Regions from separate parts of the Homo sapiens genome. Here regions 2 and 3 are each linked to region 1. The links are chromatin loops, found by intact Hi-C in ENCODE. Cell type or tissue: HCT116. All regions are shown on one strand. Region 1 has its middle 67 kb from the start of LINC02497. Region 2 overlaps PCDH7 (protocadherin 7). Region 3 overlaps PCDH7 (protocadherin 7).

Evidence for each region. Hi-C counts contacts between places; a loop is a spot of excess contacts. Peaks named below come from ENCODE experiments on the same cell type or tissue, not always from the same donor. Only the 100,000 strongest peaks of a DNase experiment are listed, where the experiment ranks them.
Region 2: it touches region 1 in a loop (4-fold over the local background); 3 of 110 quality-filtered maps call a loop at or near these places.
Region 3: it touches region 1 in a loop (4-fold over the local background); 2 of 110 quality-filtered maps call a loop at or near these places.

What each region holds. Positions count from the first base shown.
Region 1 is chr4:31,234,254-31,242,253 of GRCh38, forward strand. No RefSeq gene overlaps it. Among named protein-coding and RNA genes, the nearest start is that of LINC02497, 67 kb to the left of the region's middle. RefSeq lists enhancers at 1-950, 359-538, 2,307-3,506. In HCT116, no CTCF peak of the experiment used is centred here; DNase peaks (open chromatin) are centred at 398, 2,718 and 3,178; H3K27ac peaks cover 6,116 bases.
Region 2 is chr4:31,048,050-31,056,049 of GRCh38, forward strand. All of the region lies in intron 2 of PCDH7 (protocadherin 7), which reads left to right. Among named protein-coding and RNA genes, the nearest start is that of LINC02497, 120 kb to the right of the region's middle. In HCT116, no CTCF peak of the experiment used is centred here; a DNase peak (open chromatin) is centred at 3,256; H3K4me3 peaks cover 1,079 bases; H3K27ac peaks cover 8,000 bases.
Region 3 is chr4:31,086,458-31,094,457 of GRCh38, forward strand. All of the region lies in intron 2 of PCDH7 (protocadherin 7), which reads left to right. Among named protein-coding and RNA genes, the nearest start is that of LINC02497, 81 kb to the right of the region's middle. In HCT116, no CTCF peak of the experiment used is centred here; DNase peaks (open chromatin) are centred at 2,634 and 3,614; H3K4me3 peaks cover 359 bases; H3K27ac peaks cover 7,918 bases.

The DNA.
Region 1 (8,000 bases):
GGCTATGTCTACCTACGTTTAACAACTCAACACTGACTGGCACGCACTAAGTTTGATGAGTAAATTAATGACTGTATCTTTCACAATTAAAACAATCCCTATATAGGATTTTATACCCATGTTGCAGAATTTAGTTTAGCTAAGATCTGGCTTTTTGTCATAGGACCAAGAAAATTTAGGCATCTGGACGCATTGGAGGGTGAGTAGAGCAAGATGTTATTGGGCGAAAAGGCAAAAAAAAAAAAAAAAAACCTCAGCAAAGCAAGATGGAGTTCTGCTAAGAAGCCCCCCATCTCACAGATTGATTCACAGATCACCACAGGAGCTGAAGAGAGCAGGCCCCTCCCCTGCATAAGCCGCAAATTCCCCATGGCTCCACCCACTTTCCCCAGTGAGCATTTCAGGCTCCAGTCCTCTGTGGGCATGCCCAGACAAGCCCTGGGCAGGTTCCCTCATCTGCACAAAAATATGTGATGTAAACACTTGTTGGGTGCGTGCAAGATTCTCTGGGGATCCCCTTTTACCTGTTTCAGTATTTGGCTGTTGAATAAATAGATAGGCAAGACCTTTCAGACTTTGAAGGAGGCCTGGGATACTTCTGTATTTGCCATTTGCTAATATAATATAAATAAATACATGTGTAACAAAGTTATAATATTTTAGCTTATTGAAATGTTCATATTAACCATTAAATTAGAAATGAAATTATGCAATTGACAGAGAATCTGCAAGATCATTGATTCAAGTACAAGCAATATAGTCCATTATTGAGAAACAATATGAGTTTAATGAATACCTTCTCTTATCTTGGCAAGGTATGCCTGTATCAACACATCACATGTACCCCACAGATATATACAACTATTATGTACCATAATAATCTAAAGTTAAAGTTTAAACAAAGGCCAGGCACAGTGACTCATGCCTGTAATTCCAGCACTTTGGGAGGTCGAGGTGGGCAGATCACCTGAGGTCAGGAGTACCAGACTAGCCTGGTCACCATGGTGAAACCCCATCTCTACTAAAAATATACAAAAATTAGCTGGACATGGTGGCATGCACCTGTAATCCCAGCTACTCAGAAGGCTGAGGCAGGAGAATTGCTTGAACCTGGGAAGCGGAGGTTATAGTGAGCCGAGACTGTGCTATTGCTCTCCAGCCTGGGCGACAGAGTGAGATTCCATCTAAAAAAAAAAAAAAAAAAATCTTGACAATGTTTCTCTGCTCCTATGTAACTTTTTGATGAAAATTTCTAAGTTCAAGTATGAGATCTTTCAAGCACATTAGAAACCTTTCTTAAGGTTTTTTTCTTCCTGGGCATAATTTGATGCTTTTACTTCTACGTTTAAAAAGAAAATCTTCTGATTAAGGAAGAGTTCTCAAAAATGCGTCTGTTTAAATGTAAACACCTAAACAAATTGAAAGTATTATTTTAATAAATAGTGAAAAGTAACACAAGCAAATTGAGCTAATTAAAGAAAGTGGAAAGGAAAATAAATTATCTTTTGTTCAGAAAGACAGTTCTAGCTAGGACACAATGGCCCATGAGGTATTATGAGAAAGCCAGAGAATATAAAGGACATGAGGGAGTCACTTACCTTTGGAAAAATAAAATAATCTTTAGAACTAAATATTTCTCCTTTTTTGCTATAGAAATATATTTATTTTATATTTTAAAATTGTACAACTATTATGTATCCATAAAAATTAAAAATAAAAAAGGCCTGAATATTTCTGCAACCTCACCCTTTCCTTTAATTTTCCTTCCCAATGGCTTCAATTCATTAAATTGCTTTCCAACCAATCTCCCTGTCTACAGTCTAGCCCTTTCTACACCACTGCCAGAATGAGCTCTTACAAATTCAAATCTGATTATGCCATTCTCCAGCTCAGAAAGCTTTAATGACTCCCCAGAGCTCTGAGTGAAAAAAAATCAAAGCCATAGAATGGCACATAAGCTTTGCCACCTGTTTACCTCTCTACGCCTTCTCCCTCCACCTCATCACCAGCATTACGAGCATCAGCAACAAAACAAGGCTCTCTGTTCCCTGAATGTACTTTTTCTTTTGGATCTCTTTGCACATGATTTCTCCTCCCCCTGGCAAACTCTCCCTGCCTTTGAATACATTTTCAGTTCTTATTCACCCTTTAAAAGAATTTTCTTGCATCTCTATGACGACTTCTCTACCCTCTGCCCCAGGCCCCTGAAGCCACGAGGACTGTCTCAAACAGACCCAGGCTGATAGAATGGCAGCAAAAGCTGCACAGATACCACATGAAGGCAGCCCTTTATTTGACTTCCAATTTTGTTATGGTTATAACTGTTGAAACCTGATAACGCTACTTGGCTTCTCTCAATTTCAAATTCCTTGGCAAAATGGAGATATGCTGATGCAAAAATTTGAAGTTTGTGGGGATGACACACAATACAGACTAAAGTAGGGTCATTGTCATTTACAGAAATTTACATTTCCAATTGGGAGGGTATATTTCACCTTCAAGTCTTATTTTCCTTTGGAGAGGTAGTTTGTGTCATCTTTCATATCCGTAGTACCTCATACAACCCCAGGGAGTAGGGTCTATCATTATTTCCACTTATAGAAGAGGAAAGTGAGTCACAGAGATTATTAAATCGTTGCTCAAAATGACAAACCTTGCATGTGTGGGTGCTGGGCTTTGGCCCTAAGCAGTCTGGCTCCAGAGTTCGTATTCCTAATCAGTAGTCTACGCTGCTTATGCTGTTAGTCTATTATAAGACTCTGACAGTCCTAGACGGTATTTCCACTTTGTAAGATTCAGCTTCTTGACTGGTCAAACAGGAGAAATAAAAATTTGTGAGGTAGTGGAGAACATCAAAGCAGACAATGAATGGTGAGCACATTAGTGCTTAGCACGTGGTAGTGAGTTGATGCTAAACTTATGTTGGTTCCCTGATATTTAAATGCCTCTTTCTAATCAACAATAGATAATGTGAAATACATGTACACATTGTTTCAAACTAATTCAGATTCTTCAAAACACATGTGGATAGCATAAAGGGAGGGACCTTTCACATTTCCAGATTTACTTATAATCATGATCCCTTGCCCCACTTGCCAGACACTGTAACCACTTCTAACAATGGTGACTCATGATTTTCCAGAATATTCCATGTAACATCATGCCAATATCTTCATTCTGTGTATTATCTCTGTTTTGAATTCTCTTTGATCTCTTCAATGACTTACAAATTACTCATCCTCTAAGGTGTGGAATTCTTCCAACCTTCCTGGGTAGAATCAAATGTTCTCTGTTCTACTCCCAATAATTTTTACTCTCTCAGAGCACACATTACCTTTGCTTACAGTGCCTTATTTGTATTTTTGTTTTTCTTACTGGATAAGTGATCTTTGAGCATTGGCTATGTTTTGTAATTTTATGAATCCCATAGATGATCTAACACAGTACCTGGCACATGACAATTACTTAGTGAGTGACAATTTGGGGTTTGCACCTGGTTTGTTCACAGCCACTATGGGTATAGACTAAGGGGAATAATTTCATAAACAGACTTATCTTCTGTATAGTTTAATTTTGTTGTATAACTAAAATGTCTAGATTTATTATGATTATGTCCTTTTAAAAAATGTGTAACAACTCTGGACAGGGTGACTCTTACCTGTAATCCCAACACTTTGGGAGGCTGAAAAGAGAATGTTGCTTGATGCCAAGAGTTCAAGACCAGCTTGGGCAACATAGCAAGACTTCCTTCTCTAACAAGAACAACAGAACAACAACAAAAATAGTGACGTGTGGGTACATGGCTGTAGTAGTCCCAGCTGCTTGGGATCACTTGAGCCCAAGAGTTTGAGGTTACAGCAAGCTGAGATAATGTCACTGTACTCCATTTTGAATGACATAATGAGGACTTGTCTCTTTAAAAAAAAATGTGTAACAGTTCTTCTCAGAAATGCGAATGATTGCATATAAAGAACAGTAATTAAAATGGTACTATTTTATAAATTTACTCTTTGTATTATTTCTAGAGCACTCTAACATTAAGACATATTTGTAGATTCTGGATAATTCCAGAGTGGACTTAGTTGAGTAAGAATGAATGACAAATGCTGGCTTTGACAAATATTGGTTCTCAGAATGAGAACTCATCTCCGAACATGTGTTTTACTTATAATCTTATATTGTTTCTAGGACATCATTTGTTTCTTGAAATTATCAAATATTTCTTTAAAACCAAACATAAACCTCAAAGGGACTCTCTTTCATCTCAATCGGCATTCAGAAAACTTTTATATTTGGTAAAAACATCGTATTAAAATGGGAGAGTTCCCTGACCTTTTGCAGGATGTGCAACAGGGATAAGCTCATCTGTTGGGCTGCCACATGCTCAAATCCCTTACAGGAGGGGCAACACACAGATGGGCAGGTGCAGGAGCCAGAGGAACCAGGGAGAGTGCTTTGGGGCTCCACCTCCATGCTAGCATTTAGGGGTGGGTGCTTGCAACTCCCAAAGCCCTAGAGGGTGTGTCACAGTGCTCTTTTAGCTCTGATGTTCACAGACAGCTTAAGTGTTAACCAGCTCAGTGCCCTCTTGGGACCTGCGTTCTCATCTGGCATCCAGGAAGGATTGTAAATTAGGGGGATTTTACTGCCAGATGGAGGTGGCTCTCAACAGGATGGATGGGAAGCTGGAAAGGGGATGGAGTGGGAAGGTGATCTTTCCTTGGAGTTTGGCTGTCCTGCGGCTGATCCCCTCTCCTATGATCCCCAGACGAACTCCACCTGATGTTCAGATGTTCTTTCTCTTCTCACCTCTCTGCCGTGCCACTCCTCTGTTCCTCTGCCTTTCCATTCTTCTGTTCATCTGTTTGTAGATCCTGGGGTTTGGGGTTTATATGAGTACAGGATGGAGGGGTGTAGTGGGCCAAAAGGCAAATTTGGGTGCAAAAACAGGAATGCTTGTTCCCATTTAAGGCTGTGAATTTCCAGGCTTGAGGGTGAGGCCTTTGCTGGGGAGCCACCCTCTTCTACCCGGTATTTCCCTGCCTCCATTAATATTATTTGTTTGTCAAAATAGAGTGATTTCTCAATAAACTATTATATCACACACCGATAAATGAATTAGAAAGAAAAGTTGCTTAAAAGGATAGACATTATCTGACTTGATTTTTATAAAATAATAAAAGGAAATTCACATTAAAAATGACATTTAAGAGTCATGTCTAAAAGTTTTTTTAAAGCATTTTTATTTGAGAATGAGAAGTTGTGACATTAAGAGAATGTATTACAATATTGTTTACCATGGTACAGCAATTCTGCAGTCTGTTTAAAGCTTCAGCTTTTTGAAAGGAGGTCCAGTTGCTGCACTGTAATAATGGTTTGCCTTTATTTATGCACCTACCCATTGTTTTTGAAGTCAGGTAATAGCAGCAAATCAAATGGCATATTCTCATTCCGTGTCACACATCTTACCCCTTAAGCATTAGGATAAACAGATGTGGCTTCGCCAAAGCTGTTGTCAGCAATACACTACTTCCAGTGACAATAAATTTTTCCACTAATGATATTAGGTAGTAGAATTGGTGTTTTGCACTGTCTTTTCCCACTACTCTATTTTAAGGCAATGCCTTTGTAAACAAACACTTATATAATGCAAGGTATTACATGGTGTGAAATAGGCTTGATCCATTAGTATGTTGTGAAGTTGGGGCTTAGGAAAATAAAAGAATATAATGTGATCAGTACAGCAAGGGAAAGGAACATTCTGTGCAACATAAACAACCTGACAAAAGGCAGGATGGCTTAGTTTTATTTATAAAAGCCTTTACATGCTCCCACATTTATTAAAACATGACCCTCTTGAACTCAGTCTGAGCAATATTAAAATGCTGACACAGAAACAATAAGGAAGAGTCTGCCAAAACATTTTGCTATCTGTGGTGATGTTTTTCATTTATTTTACCCTAGATAAAAAAGAATAAGGGAATTAGGGAACTCACTGCTTGTAATTTTAATAGCAAATAAACACCTACCTAATAATACCTCTGAGAAACTTGTTGGAAATTTATTTTTTATAAGCTCTCATGCCATGAGGGAGAAAGAGTTGGTTTTTTTTGAGAAACAGAATTTAAACCACTTTATATCTATTCTATGTAATAAAACAAGTGGAAAATGCTGTTTCTTGAGATTTGTTCTCATATAAAAATAGGAAAAACATGTACAGGAATTTTGACTTACTACAAGCCACTTCTATAGGCTTTTTAGAGGAAGCATTTAAGATTGTTTTTATAATGTTTCCTCCTCTTCCTCTTTCTTATTTTCCTTTCTCTTCTTTTTTCAAAAGAAGTTTATATTTTCAAAAGATTCGAGAAAGTATATTTGAGGACTTTAAAAAAGTCCAAATTAAATGTAAAATATCCGGTGTGTACTTTTATAAATGTTTAATGCAAATATAAATGTAAAGTTTTTAAAAGGCATTGACAGTGCTCTGATATGGAACTGTCTTTCATTTCTGTTCCTTAGGTTAACAGCCTTCCCTGCTTTTGACTTTCAGCTAGATTATTCAAAGGCTTGGGGACATGATCCTGTACTCACAGGACACCATACTTATTCCTATCAGAGCACCCAACAAATTGGAACTGTTGTTTTTCTATTGGTGTTTTCCTCTCAGTGACAATAAACTTGTCTGGCTTATTGATATATTTCTAACATACAGTATAGCGTCTGCTATGGACTAAGTGCATACATGATGTTGAGTTGAATTGAATCTCATTGAGTAAAAATGTCATTTGGGCTGAAAATGTCTTTGTTTCTATGTGCTTTTCAGCGTATGTATATCTGGGATATTTGTAAATAATTGTGCAAAACTAATATAAATGAAATTACAGACAATTCTTTTTTTTCTTTCTATGCAAGCACATAAGATTTTATTCTAAGTTTGCAGGTCATAAAGAGATGATCAAAGCATGTTTTCTGCCCTTAAAGGAGCTATAATCTGAAGGTATAGGCAGACAAATAGCTAAAATACATGACTTATAAAATAATTATCCAGAGAAGCTGTAATGACATGATAATTAATGCAGGTGGCAGCGGGATTCGAAATAAAAGGATTTGTGTAACAGATACTATGGAAGTGGAATATATTGTATTTGCCACTTAGATCATTAACAAAAAGAGATATCAGAAGGATTAATTGGTCTTGGTAGAAATATGCCTTTGCTCTTAGAGCTGTTGATTTCAAAGTGCCAAGAAAGCATTTGAATAAAAATGAATGTCAAGCTGTTGGAACTGTGCTTAGGAACTGGAATATTAAGGTTTAGATATTGTAGTAGGCTGTATCATGGCCACCCAAGGATGTCCACATCCTAATCCTCAAATCTGTGAATATGATTCTTTATTTGATGGAAAAAGGGACTTTGCAGAGGTGATTAAATTAAGGATCGTGAGATGGGCAGATTACCCTGCATTATCTGAGTGGGCATAATTTAATCACAAAAATTCATATGTGATAGGGGCAGGAAGTAAAAAGTCATTGAGAAAATGCACTGGGGACAGAGGTCAAATGGGAGAGAAAATGCTACTTTGCTGACTTTGAAATTGGAGGAGGGGTCATGGGCCAAGTTCTCCTCTAGAAGCTGAAAAATGCAAGAAAATTGCATCACCCTCCAGTCTCTGGAGGGAACAGGCCACTGCTGACACCTTGATTTTGGCCCAGTGAAACCTATTTCAGATTTCTGACCTCCAGACCTATATGACAATAAATCTTTGTTTCTTTAAGCTACTACATTTCTGGTAATTTGTCACAGCAGCAATAGAAAACAAATGCAGATTTTGGTACCTGAAAGTGGGGTGCTGCTGTAATAAACACCTAAATATGTGAAAATGACTTTGGAACTGGGCCATAAACAGTGGCTGCAGTAATTTCAAGGAGTGTAATAGAAAAACCTGGATTTCCTCTGACAGACTGTTACTCAAAATGTCAATGTTGAAGACTCTGCCTGTGA
Region 2 (8,000 bases), 190 kb before region 1:
GAGTATTTGTTAGAATATTAGTTCCATGAAGAAAGGGACTTTTTCTTCTTTCATATAATTGTATCTCTACTATCTAGTTAAAGATTGGTACAGTAAATATTTTTCAGAAAATATGTAAAATAAATTTATTATTAACTACTAAATGCTGTTAAATGACAAGAAAAAGAATATCTCAGGAGTCTTGAAAGGTAGAATATTAATGAGAGATGTTTCTGGATTTCTTTATGGCTCTACTCAGTCCTCAGACAAGAAGGTATACATCTATCAAGTCCAAAAACATGTTAACAATCAGAGTATCACAATTTTGGGTAAAATTTAGTCATTCTGTTTTCAATAAAGATTACATCCCACTAAGGCATGTAAATATTGACACTTTCTAATCCATGGCAATATAATTATTTTTAGTCTTCAGGCTTGATGCCAGTTAGAATCTTTCCATGTCAGTAGAATTCAGGACTAATTTGCTGTGATTAGCAAAGAATTACTTTGCAGGCTTTCTATTCATTTATGCAAGGACAGACCTGTTAATTCCAACTCACTGAATTTATATGGGATGCCCACAAAAGTCCTTGGAAGCCTCAAGCTTTTACTACAAATAGTTGATTTTTCCATATGCCAGATACTCAGCTTTTCAGGAGAAAGCATCCCACTAGTACTGTTGAAAAGAGAGAGAGAGAAAAAAAAAAGGCAAAGCTTAATTCTGTAAGTAAGGTTGCTATTGCCACTCAGCAAAGGAAATCGCACTTAACCCACTGCAGTGTAAGCTCTTCTTCCAAACAATCTGGAAAGAACATTATATGAAAATGTTGTCATAGCAGAGCTCCACAATGTAAAAGGACAAATTGCCCTTTGAGAATAAAAGTATAGTCAGGACAAAGACAAATATGATGATATGTATAATTCAACTGTAAACCAGAAACAGAAAAACAAGCTGTGGATATCATTTAAAAGTAATTTTTTTAATTATACTTTAAGTTTTAGGGTACATGTGCACAACGTGCAGGTTTGTTACATATGTATACATGTGCCATGTTGATATGCTGCACCCATTAACTCATCATTTAACGTTAGGTATATCTCCTAATGCTATCCCTCCCCACTCCTCCCACCCCACAACAGGCCCCGGTGTGTGATGTTCCCCTTCCTGTGTCCATGTGCTCTCATTGTTCAATTCCCACCTACGAGTGAGAACATGCGGTGTTTGGTTATATTGCTACTTGAAAGGGGCTTCAAGGCAGGCAAGCAAAAGTGAGAATAGAGTAATTGTGAGTGTTATAGGTAAGTATAACCCATTTCTTCCAAGTCATTATTAGGGTGTGATTTACAAGTTCAGTGATAGGAGGTATAGGCCCTAGTTAGGAGAAACCAGGCATGGATATGCAAGAGTGACACAGACAATGTGGGGCAGCCTGGGAAGCAACAGGCAAGAAATAAGCTACATTTCTTTCTCTTGCTAGTAACAGGGATAGGGCTTAAATCGTTGATATTGATTGTATCTGTTCATTGCACTGTAAGTGACAGAACACTTGACCCAAATTAGGTTTAGGTAAAGAGAAGTTCATCAGATTAGGTGTCCAAAAAGTTTGGAATTTGATCTGGCATGGCTGGTTACAGGGTCAGACGCCTTCATCAGGGCCCTGTTTGACTCTCTTCATCTCTTGATCTCTCTTTCCATCCTCAGACACGATATCTTTCTGTGATTAAAATATAGTACCTGATAGCCATTCCAGCATAGTCACATGGTCTCCAGTGAGGTCACGTGGACATATTTGAACCAATCATTTTCATGAAAGATAATATATTCTGATTGGCTTAGGCCCAAATCAAATGTCTACCCCAAGCTTAGGGATGGGATTATCTCTGCAGACACATCATAGCCTAAAAGCTGAAAGGGGTAGTTTTCTGAAGTAAAATAGTATATTTACACTAAAAATAGGGGAAGTGGATTCTGAGTGGCAAAAATACAAATGTCTACTTTATTGGTCAATAAATCAATAATTACAGAGAGATATGGGCATATCTCTCTGGCTGTGACAGGAGGTGCAGGACTCAGCAGTTCCTTTTGAAGTTCCCTGTGTTCAGTCTATACTTTGGCTTCAAGAATATGCTTCAGCAAGAAGCAGACAGAGAAGAGTACCCTCAGGCAGGCTTTTGCCAAACACTGGATTTGTGTCAGATTCATTGCACATCAATTTCGAGAAAAAACTTATAAAAATATCCTGATTTTGGAATTGGATGTTGATTCTATTACCATTGTACTCTGCTATGTAGACTACAATATTATTATTTGTTATACTGACAATATGTAGGTGGGGGCAAGTCTGGAAAATAAATTTTACATGACACAATAATTGTACTGACAGTTACATTGGCTCAGAAATAAAATAGAATAATGAGGAAAAATAAAACTATATATACTCAGAGTGCAAGGACTGTCCTCTGTTCAGAGACTTTTCGGTTGTAAAAGATGTCTTCTAAATATGATCCATGCTTCATTGTGATTGCCCTTGTTCAAGTATTGATTAGGCCTGTGGACATTAATGACAATAATGTGATGTAAAAAGATTTTATGGTAAGCATCTCATAATTTACTGAAATGATATTTATACTAAAGAGGGATGTGAAAATTTGTCTTGCCATTTCTAAGAAGCACATCTTTATAATTAAGTTACCTCTACTTCTACACTCACTGGACAAAAATTGGTGTAATTAAGTAGATAACATTTGTAGGATACTTTAGAATTCACAGAACAGGTTCAAATACTTTCCTCAAAAATCCTGTGAATTCATATATTGATTCTGTATTTTAGAGATTGATAATAGGACTGAATATATTTCCAGGGGTCACTTCCCTGCTTCACATTTATAGCTAGGTTCTCTGCTTCACATTGTCTATCCTCTGCTATGCTCGTGTGTTTCAAAAAGGGTGTTACTTGTGAATAGCACCTGAATCTTAATCGCTTAGTTCACATAATTATTTATCTATTTAACTGACTAATTTAACTATTTCACTATTTGTGTGATTTTTATTGGACCTGCCTTGGTAATTCCAATTCTTTCTTCAAAATATTGCCTATAAGCCACTCTTTGTTTAAGGTCTTCCTTGAATCCCCAAGCAAACATGCCTTGTCTATCATCACAGCCCCACCTTACAAGCATCTGTTAGCATGTCTCACTCCATTATAATGATGTGTTTACATGACTGTTTCTCCAACTGAACTGTGAGTTTCTTGAAGACAGAGACCATATCCCCTGCATCTGTTTATCTTTTGTTACTAGAGCTCCAGGAGTGTGGCACCTGAAGGTTAACCAGTGTTTGATGAACTAATGAATGAATCATACACACCAAAAATAGAGCAGCAGAACTATAGGATACAGTGACTTACTGAGGCATAGTGAAGCTACAGATAAGTAATCTAGCTTCCAGCCATAGAATAATAATCCCTGGATTTTATATGTAGGTTTTTAAAAATTGTTTCCTCATAGTTAGAAGTTGCCATTCTACAATTATATTACAGCTTGATTCTATTTCTTTATTCGGATATTAAAACCCTTAAATAATGCCCTTTGTTTTAAATTTAATTCTTAACAAGTAAAATAAAACAGCAGTAAATCACATGTTTATAATGGGTAGCAGCAGACCTTAAACCTTTACAGCATAAAAATAGCAGTCTCGAGTTGCTAACACATCAGGTATGCAATCTTCTGTAGAAAAATATTACACATTGTCTTAAGTAGGAGCAGACTTGATCTTCTCAAAACCAAAGCATTGTTGGGTGTGTGTGGGGGGCGGGTAGGGGAATTGTTCATGATATTTCATTTATTTAATATAGCTTCAGCAAATAATAGATGTCCTCTAATTTTGTGATATTTATCCTTGAATATTATGACATTCATTTGCTTATCAGTGGTATTCTGACGGACTATTTTTCTGTGGTTTCATTGAAAGAGTTGATTGGTAATTTTGCAAATATCTGAATTAAGTGTTAAGGTTATAGCTGTATATAATAATAGAAGGCTAATATTGCTCTGTGGTTTGTTACTATATATAATGTCCCTTTTTTTGTTGTCTGTTTTATTTTGTTTAAGGCATTAGAGAAGTGTTGACTTGAAGTGATGTTGGAGGAAATGATTTATCATGCCTGTTCCTTATCGACTTTAGTTTAAACAAAAGTGTCTTCTATACACAATAATCCTAGTGCCAGTGTTTTGAGTCTTTGCAAAACTGATACAGAATTCTGTCCAGTCTGAGTAACATCAAACTTTAAGTAGTAATATCATCCACACCACTGAACATTTTGAAACTACACAAAGGAATGTATCACCATACTATTGAACAAGAACTTACAGATTCTTGGAGTTTACAATTCAGTTGGGGCATTTTTAAAGTTTTATTGAGAGGTGGTAGATTAAATAATGCAATGAATTCAATCCAAAGATCATTCTGTAGTGAAAAGATTTAAAATATGTCCTTTTCTTTAAGGACATAGAGTCCCATTTACCTAGTCTTCACCCTCAAGACACTGTCCCAAATAAAAATGGCTCTTTAAGAAATAAAAATATAGTAAGTGACTGGAAGTCAGAAAAATCATACCAAGCACAAGTGATCCTGAAAATCTATCTGCATATGCAATTATAAAAGGAGCTTTGTTTCTGACACACAGCAAGCTTTGTTTAATATGATGAGCTGCTGCTGATGCCAGCATCTGACTATTTGGTTTATCTGTTCGTAGGAATCACTTGTGTGAGATTGAATTTCAAACTATTCTAAGGAGAAGAGTAAATGAAAATAATATAATCAAACCTTGTCCCTTCAGAATAGAGATTTTCATAAATTATTTTTATTTATGTAACAATTTTTTCTCCTTTTTCTCTTCAACTTTTCTTTACCCCCTTTTAAGTATTTTAATGCTATGGTGTGACTGCTATCTATTCGTCACGAGTCAAATTACTTTTTTTTTACCAGCGCTTTCTTTAATGGCTTTTTTTGAGAAATCAGATGCCAGATTCCTCTCTTTGCACCAGTTAGGATACCTTTTTGTTGGCAATTTGTGATTTTCCTTTGCAAATGCTAAAAATTAAATATGATGTATAAAAGCAAAAGCTTGTCTTCTTGCCTCTACCTCGCCTCACTTCCAGAGTTTTGCATACCCATCACCAGGCTAATACTGTGAAAACATCATTTTCAAAACACTACCCCCTACCCAAAGTCCTTCTTCACCCCTAGTCATTTAGACTATCCCAACCTATCTTTCTGAACTTTACATCCTGTCCCCCAAACATAACTTAGTTATTTTTCTTGCTTCCATGCATTTGTTTCTGCTGTTTCTTCAACTTATGATACATCATCCTTCCATCGAGGCCACTAACTTTGATTCTTTACGTCCATCAAAACTCAGTTTCAATAAGATGTCCTGGCTCACACCTGTAATCCCACTACTTTGGGAAGCCAAGGTGGGAGGATCACTTAAGGCTAGGAGTTGGAAATCAGCCTGGCCAACACAGTGAGATCCTGTCCCTACAAAAAATGAAAATAAAAAATAAAAAATCAGTTTGATTTCTTTATCTTCTGCTGAGTCATCTCTGCTCCTCTGAGGTCACTGTACTCTCTTTTTACTGTGACTTCATGACCCTCTGCATGGTACACTCACTCACTGTTCGTCACGTATATTATTGTCCCACATCCTTTTATGTATTTATGCTCTGTCCCTAAGCTAAGTTTTACTTTATTGGAGTTGGTAGTTACATATTATGATTCTTTTGATTTTCCCATACCATTTAACAAAGTATATAAAATAATATATAAAAATATGTTATATATAAAAACTAGGTTACTAAACTAAAATTTTCTGGTTATTTGAAATTATTTTCAGCAGCAATGATAATACATACACCTGGACCCTGGAACAACTTTTTTTGTTGTTTTTTGAGACATGGTCTTGTTCTGTCATCCAGACTGGAGTACTGTGCCATAGTCACAATCAGAGCTCACTGCAACCTCTACCTCCCAGGCTCAAGCAATCCTCCCACCTCAGCCTCTCCAGTAGCTGGGACTACAGGCACATACCACCATGCCCAGCCAATTTTTGTGTTTTTGTAGAGATGGGGGTTTCACCATGTTGCCCAGGCTGGTCTCAAACTCCTGAGCTCAAGCAATCCACCTGCCTCAGCATCCCAGAGTGCTGGGCTTACTGGCTTAAGCCACCACGTCCGGCCCTTGGAACAACTTTTGATCCCACAATCCAATCAGCTTCTTGGGAACAACATGTGAAATCAAAGCAGCCACAACAAATTTAACATATACCACGAGGGCTGAAAATTATTAACATGTCCAAGTTAGTACGTCCCAAAAGGGTTGATGATTATTAATTCTGCAGCTGGAGTTGCACAACAAGCAAAAAATACAAACTAACCTCTTACAGTGAGCAAGAACATCAAAGTGTGAAAGATACCACTAGTTTCAGCCACATCAACTTTCACAGAAGAGATACTGCTTTTTGAACATCTAGATCTGGTGCTTCTAACACATTGGAAAATTCTTTTAGTACCTCCATCCTGTGTAAGAAGATGAGAAAGTAACTGAAACATTTATCTTCATCAAATTCAAGGAAGTAATCTGAATACCATGAAATCAACTAAAGATTTCTATTCTTGGTGCCATTATATGATAAAGGCAGAGTGATGAAAGATGCCAAACAGGTGTGCTAATATCTGGTCTAGTATGACCTCAGTTCTTTTTTGTTGGTATCGTTCAGGTTAAGTTGTCTGCAGGTTTATTTTTAGAACTTAATTCATTGAATATTTTCTTCACATAGCATCTTTTATTTAAGAACATTTCTTAATGTTGAGTTTATGAAATCTATCAACCTGCCATAATTTTAGTTTCATCCCATTTCATGTTATTTACTAACTGCTGTAATGATCTTATATTGGCTTGCTTTCTTCTTCTTTTTTATAGCATTACCTCTAAGGGTTTTGCTCCTAGGAGGTTTTAGCAACTTATGAATAACAAAGCATTTATATTTCATCGTAGCAAATAAGGATTTGACATTGAAGCTCACTAGTTTTAGCTTCACAAATGCCTTTGCTCCTTTTCTCCTTAACTGATATTTTTTTATTTATGTCATCCATCTTCAAGTGAAATGTTGTATTTATATAACCTCCTCCTGCACAGAAAAACATGTTAGATTTGTTTAAAAATAAACTATATTTTCAGTTTTTTAGAGCATTTTCTGTTAAAAATATTGATTTTCAGAAAATGTTAGTGTATTTTAATTGCCATGATGAGTTAAAATTTTTGAAAAACGAATTTCTACTCCCTTAGGCAGTAGTATAGTAGCTGTGCATTTTGGCATCTACAAAAGCTTTGGTAGTAATAGGTTTTTAAAAAATCTAGTTGTGTACCATAATGGTTTTGAGCAGTAGTAGATTTTTTAAAACTCCAAATGGCATTCACCTTAGTAAACATCTAGCAACATACTAGGTCCTAGAGTTGAGCCTTATAATATAAAGGCTTTGTTTTTTTATTTTTTTGTTTTTTTGTTTTTGACAGAATCTCATTCTGTTGCCCAGGCTGGAGTGCAGTGGCATGATCTCGGCTCGCTGCAACCTCCACCTCACGGGTTCAAGTGATTCTCCTGCCTCAGCCTCCCAAGTATCTGGGACTACAGGTGCCCACCACCATGCCCGGCTAATTTTTGTATTTTTAGTAGAGGCGGGGTTTCGCCATGTTAGCCAGGCTGGCCTTGAACTCCTGACCTCAAATGATCCACCCACCTCGGCCTCCCAAAGTGCTAGGATTACAGGCCATATAAAGGCACCTGCACCCAGCCATATAAAGGCTTTATAATCTTCTTTAAGTATTCTCACAGAAGACTCTTCCTCATCTTTGTCAAAGAGGAAATACTAAATAAATTATTGCCCAGGCATTGTAATGTAGGTCTCAAATTCTAGAACTGAGTAAATCAGTTGTAGTTAGTAATGTTTTCCCTTTAAGACTA
Region 3 (8,000 bases), 150 kb before region 1:
ACCCAGAGATTTGTAGGCTAAAAAATGCTTGACCCTAAATGTATTATCATACTTAATAAGTATTTTGTTTTGCCTTATATAAGATTTGAGGACAGAGGTATATTATATGGTATGTACAGAGAAAAGTAGTATAGAGAAAATTCCACTTTCAGAAAGAATCAACTTCTGTGGGGATATTTATATGTTTATGTTTCTGTCTCTGTAGGTATAGATACATTTCTTATTTATCTGTGAATATAAATATGTATTCATGGCATCTATCTTAAAACAGGACCACACAATAACATACCTGGCATATTAACAGCTTATGCCAGATAAAGATCAGAATTCCAAAGGGTCAGAGCAAAAGCACAAGGAATAATACATATTTGATCAAAATTCACTTGTAGACTAAGAGTTGATTGGCAGAGAACAAGCAATATTAAGCACTCAGCTCTGCTCAGAGAAACCACAGTGAATACATAGCCAAGAATACCATCTGTTGAATATGAAATTCTTGGATCAAGACATTATAGATACATTTCCCCAAACAGCAGGGACAGAAGCCTTTCTGGAAACAAAATCACAATAGAGTTGCAGAAAGGTGAAGTGAGAGAGAGGCAAATAACTGTTCTCTGCATTGTGGGGAGCAAGTTCTCTTACTGCTAGTGTGGAGTGTGATTAATTACATGGCATGGTTCACGATGGTGGTAGTAAATAAACATACAGCAGGTAGTCACCCTGTTCGAATAATTTCTACATCAGTACGTCAACTGCTAGCTATGGGTAGATCAAAATCTTTTTACTCATTGTGGTGTCTGCACCTTTTTTTCACACTTGGAATTCATTGTGTTCCCTGTCATTCATTATGTTTTATAAAGATAATAGAATGATGGCTGTGTGATATTCAGTAGGAAGATTTATATGAAAAGGTTGATGAATGATACTATTCTTAAGGAAAAACTCAAATACAATGCTATGCGTTTATATTTGGATCTGATATTCTCAGAAAAACCATGTTTTTCTGTACATTAAAATAATACCTTTACTAGAATGGACCTGCATCTTTTTTAGGGAACCAGTCTGGTATCTAGAGATAGATAGTTGTTGACATGGAAAGGATCTGTGTTAATGAGAAGAGACATAGAATGGTGGGCAGGAACAATGACACAGTAGGAGAAATAATAGTGGATACACAGCTGTTAGTGAAAGGACCTCCATTCCTTTAATTGCACACATTGAGAAAACATGGAAACCAATATGAAGGGAACTAAAATGTCGATTAATTCAGAATTTCATCTTGTCGCCGTTTTTGCATTCAGACGAATTACATTAAAACATTTTATTTTTACTTTGGAAAGTTCTATACTTTAGTTTTCTGGAGCATCACATATTAATAGTGGGATATAATCATTATTAACATGTAGTAGGTGCTCAATAAGTAGTTAAGGGAAGAAATATAATGATCATACAATAAAAGCACTCCTTTAAATGCTTTTATTTATTAACTCATTTAATTCTTATAACAATTCTAAGGAGTAGATGCAGTTAGGATCTCTAATTGTTTTTGTAAGGAAACTAAGGCAGGTATTTTAGGTGTAATGCCAAAAATCACTCAGTTAGTAAATTGATTCGAAATTGGAACCCTTTCTCCAGATTCTGTTTCTATCTACTTTGCTATATTGTTTATTCAAAAAGCCATGGTACCTTTTGAATGTGTGTTTTTAGGCCCATAGTAGACATTCATAATGAGATTATTTGTCTCACATGTTTACACAGAGCATCCATTGGGGACATTGTTATTATCTATTTAGAGGATAATAGAATTGCTTCTGTTTGCTTCTGTTAATTTTCTGTTAATTTTGGGAGATGTATATGACTTTAGGTGTCCTGTTATCCTGTTAATACTTCTATCAACAGATTACAAGCTACGTGAAGAGCAGCATAGTTATTTGGGTGAACTTGAATTTATAAAACAACTACTTAGAGAAAGTTTAGTCACTTTTCCCTTGGCTTTCCCTGGGCCTTTCTTTATATCTCATACGTCATAAATTTTGCTTTGTGTTGTATTTGTATACACCTTCTCTCTCCTAGGCCTCGTGAAGGCAAGAGTTATTATTTAATGGCCTTTATAATTTCAACTACCACTGGTAAAACATACATAAGTCAAACATATCAGTAATAATTACCAAAACTAGCAATGAAGAGAACATCTTATATTGTGATTTTGCCTAAAAACATTATTGCTGAGTCTTTTAAAAGAGTGTATTTGTTTTTTTAAAAATGTCAAACAAGTGCATCTGCTCTCTTAGAATTTCTGTATCTATTTCTGCCGTTTTTTAATGTAATCAAATTATGAGTCATCTTTTAAAAATAAGTAACCGTAATTCTTTTCACCTACGTAGTAGAGTGTAATAAAAGCTCCAAGAATCTTAAATGTTTTCAATAATAATGTTAAAATATGTTTTTATGCTTTAATTATTTTAATTACATGTTACAGTATATCATGTGTAACACCTAAAAATATCTTACACTTTAGGTATTCTATCTTTACTTCCTAATATGGTGTGTTTGCACTACATTTTTTGACTGTTTCAGGCATGCTATCTTCTAATTCTGACTCAGTCAGAAAATAGCTAAGAGCACCACTTGTTTGCTTTAGATAAGTGAGTTTCTGGCCATTCATCACCTCTCATACTGAAAATGACCACACTGCAGGGACATTGTGTTATTGGCAAAAGTTGGCCAAATTACATACCAGTAGGTATAATTGGACTATGTCTTCAAAACATTATGTTTATATTATAAACCATAAAAATGTTACAGTTTACAATGAACATAATATAATATATTTTAGGAATAGAAAAAGAATTTGTAATAAATACAGAAAAAACACATATGCCTTTTAAAGGCCACCCTGCTATTTTAACAGTTTAAGGATTTTTGGATACTTTACCAAAATATAAAATGCCAAGAAAATTTTTTTCTTATTTTTTTAATTTTTCTTGGCATTACTTTTGTGTGAAGCTGGGTAAGATTGTAAATTAATCTCTGTACTGAAAAGTGCTATATTAGATGCTGTATATAAAATGCTGTATATTAGATGCTGTTTATATAGATATAAAATATCAAAAAGAGTTTAAATCATAACCATGTTTTAATATTAAATTCCCAGTGTAGAAATATTAAGGCTAAATTCAGAATAGTGACATATTTACGTATGTTTTCTTACTTGAGAATTTCTAAAGCCATTTATAAAAGCTCCCTGTAACAATTTTCATTTTTTCCCCACAATTTTACTTAGTGATGCTCTTTGAATAGTAACTTTAGGTAATGGAGAAGTAACATTATATTCAGAGAACCATCAACTAACTCTCGAAGTATTACGACAAGGAAAAATCCGCAAAATCAGCTCTGTTAATGAGCTCAGCATTTTAGCTTTCAAACATTTCCGTCGAGTACATTTGCTAATTTTCTTTTACAGGCCCCAGATAACTTAGTAAGATTTTTAGAGTGGCTTGTCAGATGTAATTTGACCTAATAATTACCCTTAAAGATGTGATTAAGAAACACCTGACTCAGATGTCGTGTACATAGGCAAACCACAAGTCATCACCCCTTTCTCTCCTTTGATTTCGGTGGCCAAATGCCAAGTCAGCAGGCTATGAGAACTGGCCTTCAGGAATAACCTGCCAGTTTATAGCTTATTCAGGTCATTGTACCTATGCCAAGTAGGCCTAATGAGAGAGGATCCTTGGAAGTGTGCAAGCATTAAATGTATACATGGTTCTGAAAGACTTTATGAAAAAAAAGGAATTCTTTTTTTAGAAAATGTTTATTTTTAATTTTTGTGGGTACATAGTAGATGTATACATTTATGAGGTACATGAGATATTTTGATACAGGCATGCAGTGCATAATACTCACATCTGGGTAAATGGATTATCCGTCACCTACGGCATTTATCCTTTGTGTTACAAACAATCCAATTATGCTCTTAGTTATTTTAAAATGTTCAAATAAATTATTTGACTATAGTCACCCTGTTGTGCTAGCAAATACTAGGCCTTACTCATTCTTTCTAACCATTGAAAAAGGAATTCTTTCCCCACAAAAACCTTGTAAACTGTCTTTAATATACATGCAAACAAATATTTGTAAAAAGGTAATTCAATCACAAAGAATATTTGCAGTTTCACTAATTCGGATATATAATCTAAGGATGCCAAAAATATTTTTCTTCCTCTATAACTCAACATCAACTTTCATATATTTTGATCATTGTTTTTTAATCTTTGAAGTTCACAAATTGATGAGAAGCATAGTATTTTTTAAAGATATTTCTTGACTATTTTTTTCTGTTCTAAAATGTATTGACTAATGCTTAAGTCAATAGTTTAACTCCATGTCTCCATTACAGAATACCTATGAAAAGTGTTATTTAGATGCATTTTTATGCCTCCTCAAAGCTCATGATGTATCTACATTTTTTAAAGATACAAAACTGTTGTAGTTAAAAGCAACTTTATGAAAAACACTTGATGAAGTACATTAATAATTTGTCTCAATATAATGAGTATTTTGAGTGAGATAATGATTAGTCATTTTCAACATTCATTTCTAGCCCAGTTCATTTTTTAGACTTTCCTTCTCCAAAAACTTTTCTGGACATGTCTTTATTATATCCTGTCACCAAAACCTAAAGGTAAGTTTCAGAGCTTGCTGAGGAGTTATGACCCACCATGGGAAATAATGAAATGCCTTCACTGACTGATAGATGCATCCAAACCTATTAAGAATATCAATGGAAAATATCAGATGCATAACTTAAATTAGCTTTAAAGTGTGCATTTTTAGCATTCATATACTTCTTACCTGTAAAAGATATTAAAATAGCTACATGACATATATATGTATATATGCTTATTGATTTGATTTGTGAACTTTTATAGAAATATATTAAAATATAAAAAATGAGAAAATATACTTTTTAATTTGAAAAGGAACTTGAATTCCTTCCTGTGATATTAATAAAATGAAAACAGATTAATGTGGAAAATTGAATTACTTAAGTTATCCTAAATATCACCTGGATTTACAGTGATTTTTCAAACTTTTATTAATCAATAATTGGTTTAAGGTCTGTATTTTGAATGAACCATACTATTATGTATTGCAAGATGAAAAGGATAGCATAAAAATGAATTTGATGAAAAAGAATTTTATATCCTAGTTTAATTCCCACTAATCTTCTATCAGTTATTGTGAGGAACATTTACTGAACCAAAGCATAATATGTAATTATACATAAAAATATATAATTCTCACTCCACTTTGACATTTGTGAATAAAGTTTCCACTTAACTCAAGAATTTTACAACTTAGAAACATAGGGAGTGAGATTGTGGATTTATATAATTAAAGAGTAGAGCTAAATGCTTGCATGATTAAAGGAAATGAAAAATTAGGAGTATTTTTAATAGTTGAATTGTGAAATCATAATCAAGCTCAATCTGAAGTACGATGATTTCCATTCTGGTGGTCGTCTGAGTAATTTCTTGTCTGATGGAGTAGCTATTCTTCCCCCACGCACGTGTTTAGATTTTCCATATATTTTACATTTTGAGAAATTGCCTAATTCCCTGTTTGAAGAAGTGCCTGGTACAATGTTGATGTGCAATAGGATTTTCTTATGAATAAGAAAAGTAATCAACAAATATTTTCTATATATACATAGTCTAAAATGTACGTATTTCTATCTCTAAGAAATGAGATTATTCTCTTCCGTATAAATATAAAAGGTAAATGTCAAAATCTTTATCTTTGTTAGCTATGAAGTTGAAATAATAAATGAAATTCAAAGAACCTGCTAGGGATAGACGTTGGGGAAGGAAAAACTGAGGAATTAGAAAAAGCTACAAACATAAGATCAGATTCTAACCTATCAGCAGCGATAACATTTTTATTCTCCAGAGAGAATGGGTTACATTTCTCTGAAACTATTTGTTGTATTAAAATCTCAGAATATTACCATTGAAAGGGCTCCTAGAGATCATCTAGACCAATGGTTCTTAACTGATGTGAGGTTATGAGATGCTTTGTGAATATGGTGGGGGTTAAAGACCTTTTTGCTGGAAAATTACACATTTGCCCAGAATCACGATTTTGCACACAATTCTGCATACATTTCCAGGAATTCCAGTTTAATACAGGCAACCTATAGATGCAATTTAAGAGCCTCTAATTATTCAAAGTTCATTTTATAAATCGGTTGAATAAACTAGAGACCTAGAGAGGGACCAGCCTCTCTAAATCTAATTACATTGACCTTTCCTATCTCTCCAAGTTGTTTGGCCATTTGCACTGATAATGTTTCAAAGCAATCACCACTTTATGCTTAGTTTGTTCTCATTTCTATGACTGGATGGAAATGTGTGGGAGCAATTTCCACTTTCTACCAGAGACTGGTCCAGTTCTAGTACACAATTTTGTCTTTATATAGACGAAAATATTGCATTCTGTCATTTATCTTGTATCTGTGAATGACCATTTTAAAGCTTTGTCTGAACCAGGCTGTCCCACTTCTGTATTAAGAGTGTGCGTCTGCATCTATCCACCAATGAATAATGTGCACAGATAATGTGCAGTAGGGAATCTGTGGTCCAGTGATGGGCACATGGATGATGTATCCTTATTTCCCTCAGATATTGCCTGGTTTTTAAACAGGATAGAATGGTGTTTATTGTAAACCACAAGGAATTATTTTGAATTTCCTAAAATAAGAGCTGTATGACAACTAAAAAATAGCAAGAACATCCATTTTCATTACATTTATTTCATTATAGTTTAAGGGGTATCAATAACAGCACTGTTTGCTTCCCTCTTGCTGTAAGCAGTAGTCAAAAGGTAAATTCTGTTGTTTGCATTACTCCTGTTTAAGAAGAAGCATAATGAAATTTGGTAGGGAGAAAATGACTTACAGCCTTCTTTCTACTTTTTTGTGTTCTTTAAAAATATACATCTCTGAGTCCATTTCTTGAGGCAGTAGAATACCATACAGAGCTAGGATTTTCTTGAACAACATAAGGCCCATATTTGTTTTCTACAGCCTTATTTTGAATTTATAGAAATAAAGTGCAAGGTGCAGTGAATTTTCCACACACACACACACATTACTTGAAAAAGACATTTGTTAACTTAAAACTTAAACGTAAGCTTTTCTTAAAAGCATCAGTGCAAGTATATCCACTACATTGCAAGTCATCTTTGGTTTCTCCTATAATCAATTTAATAATTCTTGGATCTTGGAGAAGTTATACGTTGAAAGGCAACCACATGAGCCAAAGCGTCACTTCTTTCCTCTATCTTTTTTTGAGGATTAAGTGAAATTAAATATGGGAAAGCCTACTGTAAATAAAATAAAAGATCACAATATAATATAGAAGTTGATTATAAATTTTTATCAGTGTAGTGTGAGTGTTTCATCACTTAATAACTGGAATTTGTAAGCGATCTTTACCTTCCATTTTACTCAACTTTATGGTGGACATGTTTTTGGAAGACATGCATTCAAGGCTCTATCACTGTCTTTGGGAACCTGCTGTAACTTCCATCTGTACAATTTCCACATCCTCAAAATACTGATCATAACACTTGCCTCTTTGATATCCTAAGAAAAATTGAGTGAAATAAAATACGTGAAAACCATTTGTAAATTACCATTACTCAAGAGAAAACATGGTGATGATTCCACCCTCTTGAAATCTCTCAGTAAATGAAGTTGTGAAAACCAATAGCATCTTCAGGACCAAATATTTGTATTTGTGCAGATCTCTGCAACAATCTCTAGAACAGAAACATTCCAGACGTCCTAGTAGAAAGCTGAACCCCCATCCATTTAGATTTTTGCATTAAAATGACAGATTGCTCTATGACTATTACTTACTGGCTATTACATAAGGACATCTTATAACAAATCCGTGAAAGGCTGCAAATGGACAAAGCATATCTTAAAGACTAAA